2 separate regions of the Homo sapiens genome follow, and region 1 is linked to region 2. The links are chromatin contacts, found by Hi-C or POLR2A ChIA-PET in ENCODE. All regions are on one chromosome and are shown on one strand. The core of a region is the stretch at or near the end of the contact, and the rest is flanking DNA. Distances in the headings are between cores, read along the strand shown. Region 1 holds the start of STK38 (serine/threonine kinase 38). Region 2 holds the start of RPL10A (ribosomal protein L10a).

Evidence for each region. Hi-C counts contacts between places; a loop is a spot of excess contacts on that map. ChIA-PET counts read pairs that join two places held with the same protein, here RNA polymerase II (POLR2A). Pooled maps may share reads with other maps.
Region 1: a pooled map shows a loop between it and region 2 (9-fold over the local background). The contact joins the promoter of STK38 here to the promoter of RPL10A in region 2. A Hi-C loop is called at or near these places in 4 of 50 pooled maps. POLR2A ChIA-PET finds 5 or more read pairs at or near these places in 2 of 52 experiments (GM12878 and K562).

Annotation. Positions count from the first base shown.
Region 1 is chr6:36,545,565-36,548,730 of GRCh38, reverse strand. It overlaps STK38 (serine/threonine kinase 38), which reads left to right and starts at 1,252. Exons shown (of 14, transcript NM_007271.4): 1 at 1,252-1,541. RefSeq lists a silencer at 1,107-1,446 and an enhancer at 1,194-1,717.
Region 2 is chr6:35,467,027-35,470,393 of GRCh38, reverse strand. It overlaps RPL10A (ribosomal protein L10a), which reads right to left and starts at 1,993. Exons shown (of 6, transcript NM_007104.5): 1 at 1,955-1,993; 2 at 1,521-1,595; 3 at 1,367-1,447; 4 at 865-1,013; 5 at 43-215. The coding sequence starts at 1,959. It overlaps FANCE (FA complementation group E), which reads right to left. Exons shown (of 10, transcript NM_021922.3): 10 at 3,292-3,367. RefSeq lists enhancers at 1,264-1,363, 1,424-1,493, 1,671-2,227, 2,504-2,553.

The DNA.
Region 1 (3,166 bases), core at 3-2,502, 1.1 Mb before region 2:
GGGCCTCTGGGCAGAGAGAATGAAAGGCGAAGTGATTGATTGATATGTATGTAGTGACTGATTGAGACAGGGTCTCCCTCCGTTGCCCAGGCTGGGGTGCAGTGTCATGATCATGGCTCATAGCAGCCCTGAACTCCTGGACTCAATCAATCCTCCTGCTTCAGCCTCCACAGTAGGTGGGACCACAGGCACTTGCCACCATGCTGGCCAATTACAAAAATTTTTTTAGAGGTGGATTCTCCTTATGTTGCCCAGACTGGTCTCAAACTCCTAGGCTCAAGCTATCCTCCCACCTGGACCTCCCAAAGTGCTGGAATTACAGGCAGGAGCCACCGCGCCTGGCGAGAAGTGATTTTTGTTAAGAGGCTAGACAAAAGGAAACTGGGCTTTGAAGATGAAATGAATGAATAACTCGCAGCACATGCTTCCTTCTCTCCCTAGATGGCCCCTTTGCAGGCAGTCAGGGACCATGTCTCGTTCATCTTAGTTTCCAGGAGCTTGACACTTTGTAGTTGAGGGCTTTGTGCTCCATTCTCAAGAAACGACAAGTGCCCAAAGGCTATTAAACTTGGGACCTCTTTACCCCCAAAAGTAGTACAGAATAAGAGTTGGGTGGCCTTGAAAAGCACCTTCTTCTGTCCACACTGGGTCGCCCGCTGGGTAACCTCCCAAACCTATGAGAGCTCACCTTATCCCAGGTAAGGTCCTTACTTTAAGGAAGAGGAGGGGGGCCAAGGGCTCCAGCAGACCTGTTCTACACGGGGTAGGGGGGTGGGTGGGAACTATACAGGTGACAACATTTCATAGAACTACACACACACTCACACACACGCACATGACTGCATACCCAACAGGTTAAATCCGAGTGTGGTCTGTAATGAAGTTAATTGTATTGGTTTAGTTAATTGTATTGGTTTAGTTAATTGTATTGTGCGAATGTCAATTTCCTGGCTTTGAGAATGTTGTATCTTAAGAAAAATGTTGAGGTAAGCTGGGTGGGTGATGGTATAGGGAACCTGTATGTATTAATTTTGCAACTTCTTGTGAGTCCATAATTATTTCGAAGTAAAAAGTAAAACAAAAGAAAACAATGGAACTTCCCCCTCAGCCCAGCCTACTTCGAGACCGCCTCACACTCACACATCTGGCCTCACCCAGGTCCAGCCAGCCCTAGGCAGGGGGTGAAGGGAGGGGCAGGGCGGGGCCACGCAAGCGCAGTTCCGCAATCCCGGCCGCTCCGGGAAGTCGCGCATGCGTAGTCTCGGCCCCGGGCTGCCGCGCCAGCCCGTCTCCGCGGCGGGGGACCGGGCTGCCTTGGCCCCTCAGCGCTCGCGTCTTTTCCGGCAGTTGGAACGCTTCCTGTTGTCCTCACCCGTAACCGCCTGTTGCCCCCTGTCTCAGAGTCCCTCACGCGTCCCCTCCCGTCTTTGGCTCGTTGGCTGCCGCCGCCGGGGCTTCGCCAGCCTTCAAGTCGAGACTACTGGCCGAAGGGGCGTCTGCGGCTCTCCGCCGTCCCCAGCCCTGCCTCTCCCTGGGCTCTGGTGAGTTGCTTGCTGCCGCCGTCTTCACTCCATCCCGGGGTTTTTCCTTTATCTCCTCCTTCCCCAACCTCCGACTCCTTCTTGGGCTTTCTCCTGCTCGCCGGCGCCCTCTTTCAAGCCCTAACCTCTCAGCCTCTTGGCCTCTCTCCGCCCCTCTCCTTAACCCCCTTCTTCCCCCGTCTCCAGATGCCCCTTGTTGGCCCTCTCCACATTTTTCCAGTCCCAGCCTTTCCACCCCATCCTTTATCTTTCTCCTTTTGCAGTTGGAGCGGGAGCCAGGCTTTCCTTTCCATGTTGCCACCTTTGTCTGCTCCCTGCCACCAGTCAGTCCCTCAGGGATCTCGGTCATCACCGGTTTTTATCTCCTTTTCCTTCTTCTGGGGTCTGTGAACTGTGGTCTGAGGCAGAGATGTCGAAAGCCCCCCTTGGGGTGTGGTATCTTTGAGTCGGCTCCTTTCTCCGTTAGTCTTAGGATACTGGGCTTCAGATAAGCTTCAAATCACAGGAAAAGGCAGGGAAAATTCTTAAGAAGAGAGTGGAAAAGCAACAGCCAGAGGAAAAAGTCGGTAAGGGCTTAGAGGAAAGTCTGTGTCAGAAAGCGGGCAGAACGGCCGGCAGAGAGACCAGATCTCTCAGTTCATTCTGAAACGACTAAAAGACTCGGAGAGAAACTTGTTCTGTTTGAAATGCACCGAGGAGGGTTGGAGTGAAGTAGACCCTGAGTGTCTCCACCCTTTGAGCTCACCCTGCCTCTGAATTAGCCAGGCAATATATTTGGTTTCCCTAAACATAAAACAACCACCACCTCGATAACAGGCTCTCCTCCCCACCCTAAACGTTAGATACCAGCTTCCTCCTAAGAGGAGAGAACGCTATAGCAAACCATTTCATGTCCCAGCCCTATCCCCCATCACACATAAACTCCTAGGAATGGACATCAAAAATGAGTATATTTCCTAGTTAATCTTTCTTAAGGTGCTAAGTGCATAGCACTGTGCATGAAATGGGGGAAGAATATTAAAACAAGTATAAGACATGGTGCTTGCTTTCTAGTGTAGGTAGAGATTACAGTTTAGTAGGATTTACAGTTCAGTGGGAGAGATTAGACATGCGACTTAAGCAATAATCTTAGCTCCAATGTTGAATCGTCCAAATGAAAGATAATGGATTGTCAGTCGCAAAGAAATAAAGTCCATATTGTTGAGAGAGGGTTGTTTATAGTGATCACAGAGTACCATTGTAAAGTCAGTCAGTTAGCCAGGCATAACCATATAGATTGAATCACATAATGGTTTTCATTTGACTTCCTTTTGAGTTTGCAGGCCTTACACCTGACTTTTATGAGGATCAGTTCCTTTTGTTAATTTTTTAAAACTTTGAAGAATTCCTCAGCCACCTATTATTTCCTAATTCTTCAGAGTTGAAGAATGAAACAAATGGGGCAAAGGCCTCCAATGGCTTCTAGGTCAGGGCAGGAAGGCTTGAATTGTGGAAAGCCTGATGGATAGTCCTGTCTTAAGAAAAGTTGGTTGACCCAGTAAATCTATGAATTGCTATAGGGCAATATTAATTACATCTTTTGATTAAAGGATATTAGAATTAGGCTAAATTTTTTATATTACAAT
Region 2 (3,367 bases), core at 744-3,243:
TGCCAACACCTTCACCCATAGCAACCCGCCAGACCCACTCACCTTCTTCATTTGGAACTTGATTGTGGACTTCACCTCATCCACTTTGGCCACCATGTTTTCGTTGTGTGTGAGCAGGGAAGGGAACTTTCCTGCCTTATTTAAACCTGGGCCGAGGATTCGTGGAATCTGCTTGATCAGAGACTCTGAGGCCAAAAACGCATCATACTTCTTGGCTGATAGAGAGAGGAAGCCATTGGCATTGCTTAGAACCTGGTCACCAAGGCACACCTCAAATGTGGCAGGCCAGAAACGCACTTGAATCAATCATGTAAGTGACCTCCAAGCAGCACCCTCTCTAAGACCCCGCCTCAGTCTTTTCCCTAGCCCAAACGGTTTCCAGAAAGTCCTCTGGACCTTCACTGGTCCCAAAACATGCTCTCAGAAAACCAGGCTGACCCATGATCCATGGCATAACCGCTGTACAACGGATGCTCTGGTCAAGACTGCCTGGGCTCGAATTCTGCCTATTTCTTAGCTGTGGACCCTGGACACGTGACAACTGGGAATGTCTGCTTCCTACCTGTAAAAGCAGTCTAATGCCACTGCCTAAACAACGCAGCGTAAAGATTTCCAAATCATAGTTCACCAGCACCTGGCTGGTCAACTTACAATGCCTGGCCTCCCTCATCAACTGGAATCCTCATAGCAATACAAACATCAAACCACCCCAAAGCTAAAACAGCACTCAGGCAAGCTAGGCAACCACCGCCGATCCTTTGCTATTCTAGGCCCCTCATCATTTAAAAATCGAAAATGGCAGAAAAGCCTTTCTACCGCCCCCACCACACATCTCACATGCAAAACCACAGCGGCCGGACTCACCCAGCTTCTTGACCAGTTTTTTATTCTTGTTGAGTTTTTTCAGCGCCTCGATGTCCATGTGGGGGATATCCACGGCCTTAGCCTCGTCACAGTGCTGCTGGTCCCCCAGGACACACACAGAGAACTTAGGGCGGGGAGTGGACTTAAGCCTGCGTTTTGGGGGACAGCACCAACAGGTTACGCCTAGCCCTGGGTCCCAAGGGCCGGTGAAGGGTCTGGGACCGCAGCAGCCACCGAGCCTTACCCGGAGCGTTCACATTCACCAGCAGCCAGCCTGGCTTCTCAGGCTGGCCGGCGGGCTCGGCCGAGGCCTACCCACGCCTCCCCTCATGTTTTAAGACCCAGGGTGGGGGTCCGTCCAGCCGCGCCTGCCCGGAGCAGGGGGTCTGAACTACCCTAGCACATCAGTACCGACGTGCCCGCCTCCGGCTCAGCGGGAGCCTGCAGGGGAGGGGCAAGCACGGGGGCACTGAGGGCTGGGTGGGATCAGAACGGTGCCAACCTGACGGTGCCCGAGAAGCGCTTGTCCTTCTGGGGATCATAGTTCTTCAAGCTGATCTGCAACTCCACCGTCTCCAGGAACCTTCGAGAGAGGAGGGGGGTTAAGCACCCGCCGGCCCTCGCCACCCGCGCCGTGCCCCAGGGTCGGCACTCACTTGCGGCGCTTGCGCTGGTTCCCGTGCAGGACTTCCCGCACCGCCTCGTACAGGGTGTCGCGAGAGACTTTGCTGCTGCGGGAGAGAAGCGACAGGGCGCTCAGGGCCGCGGAGTCCACACGCTCGGACTGCCTGGAAGCCTCCGAGGTCTAGGCTTCGAGACGGGCGGGCGGCCCACGGCGGACTCCCCCGTAGATTCCGGACACCAAGTAGAGCGACGGGAGCTCAGACCCAGACCCAAGCCCCGGTGGAAGAGGGAGGCTCTCAGTGATCGGACCTGGTAGGAAGGGCGACCCGCAGGCCGACCCGCCTTGAGAAATGCCCCGCGGCGCAGGTGGCGCAAGGGTCCGCGGCGCGGCCTACAGGATCCGAACCCTCGGCGGGGCACCTGAAGGCGCGGATGAACGCGGATAGGGCTTTCAGGACCAACTCACCTCATGGCTTCTCACGCCGCGCTAACCGGAAAAGAGACTAGCATGTCTTGCGCATGCGCTCAAATAGTGGCCCTGATCTCGCGATAATGCTTTGCTCCTCGGTCCTACCCGCAGAGCGGTTGGGTGGGCCAACCCCGAGAAGCGCGGCCTTCTCTGGCCGCTGGGGGGCGTCGCTGGGCCGCTAGGCCGGCGCGGTAACCCACAGAGTTGTCGCAGTCCTGAGCGCCCCGCGGTCCCCCGGTAATGTGCCGATTCGCGCCCGCTGCTGCTGGACCCCTAGGGAAGCGGCTGGGTTCGGGGCTCGAGCTTCGGTAGTCACACGTACTGGTACAGCCCAGTGATGTTCACTGACAGCGTGGATTCCGGCACGCTTGTCCCTCAAACCCCTCTCCCCTCGCGCCCTCCGCACCAGCTTATGTTCTCAAAAGGAAGCCTGGCCCGACCTCCCTCCCTCAGCACCTTGCTCTAACGTGGACTCGTGGTAAGGGAAGTGTCCGGAAAGTTCTGTTCCTGTCCTTTCAACGCCTGCAGAGGGGAAGAGCTGGGAAAGTCCTTAAGTGAACTTTCACTTGATAGTTAATTTGATAACATCTACGTTTTAAGTGTGACTGCTATGAATAAGGCGTCTAGCCAGGTGCTACAGGAATACAAGGATGTAAAACAGGCACACAGCACTGCACACCCATAAGGTGTCTTCTCTGCTCTTTCCTCTGTCCAATGGGTCTCATCCTCTTAGCCACAGTAACCCCCAGAGCCCTTCAGATCTCTCCTCGGATTCATCTGCCCAAAACCCTTCCCGAACTCCAGACTGAGTCACTCCCACCTTTAAGATGCCCATTCTCACCTACCCCCCTGCCTGGTGGGGGCAGCTCCTATAGGATGGGGTGGGTGGTATTACACATTATTTGGCCCTCAGAGGGTGAATAAGATACCCTACACCCTTCCCCTCACCAGGAAAAAGATGTTCCTTGTCATTGAGCAGGGAAGTGGAGGGGGTGCGGATGGGCTCAATACCCAGAATTCATGGGAAGGAAGGTACTGCTTCTAATAAGACATTGGCCAGGCGTGGTGGCTCACGCCTGTAATCCCAGCACTTTGGGAGGCAGGCGGATCACCTGAGGTCAGGAGTTTGAGACCAGCCTCGTCTCTACTAAAAATACAAAAATGAGCGGGTCATGGTGGCATGCGCCTGTAATCCCAGCTACTCAAGAGGCTGAGGCAGGAGAATCGCTTGAACTGGGGAGGCAGAGGTTGCAGTGAGCCGAGATCATGCCATTGCATTCCAGCCTGGGCGACAGTGCGAGACTCAGACTCGAAAAAAAAAAAAGAAAAAGACATTATTGAACTTGCTTTTATTCAACACCATTGATAAATTATTCAAGTCAGAAACAAAAACACAGAAGGTCATAATAT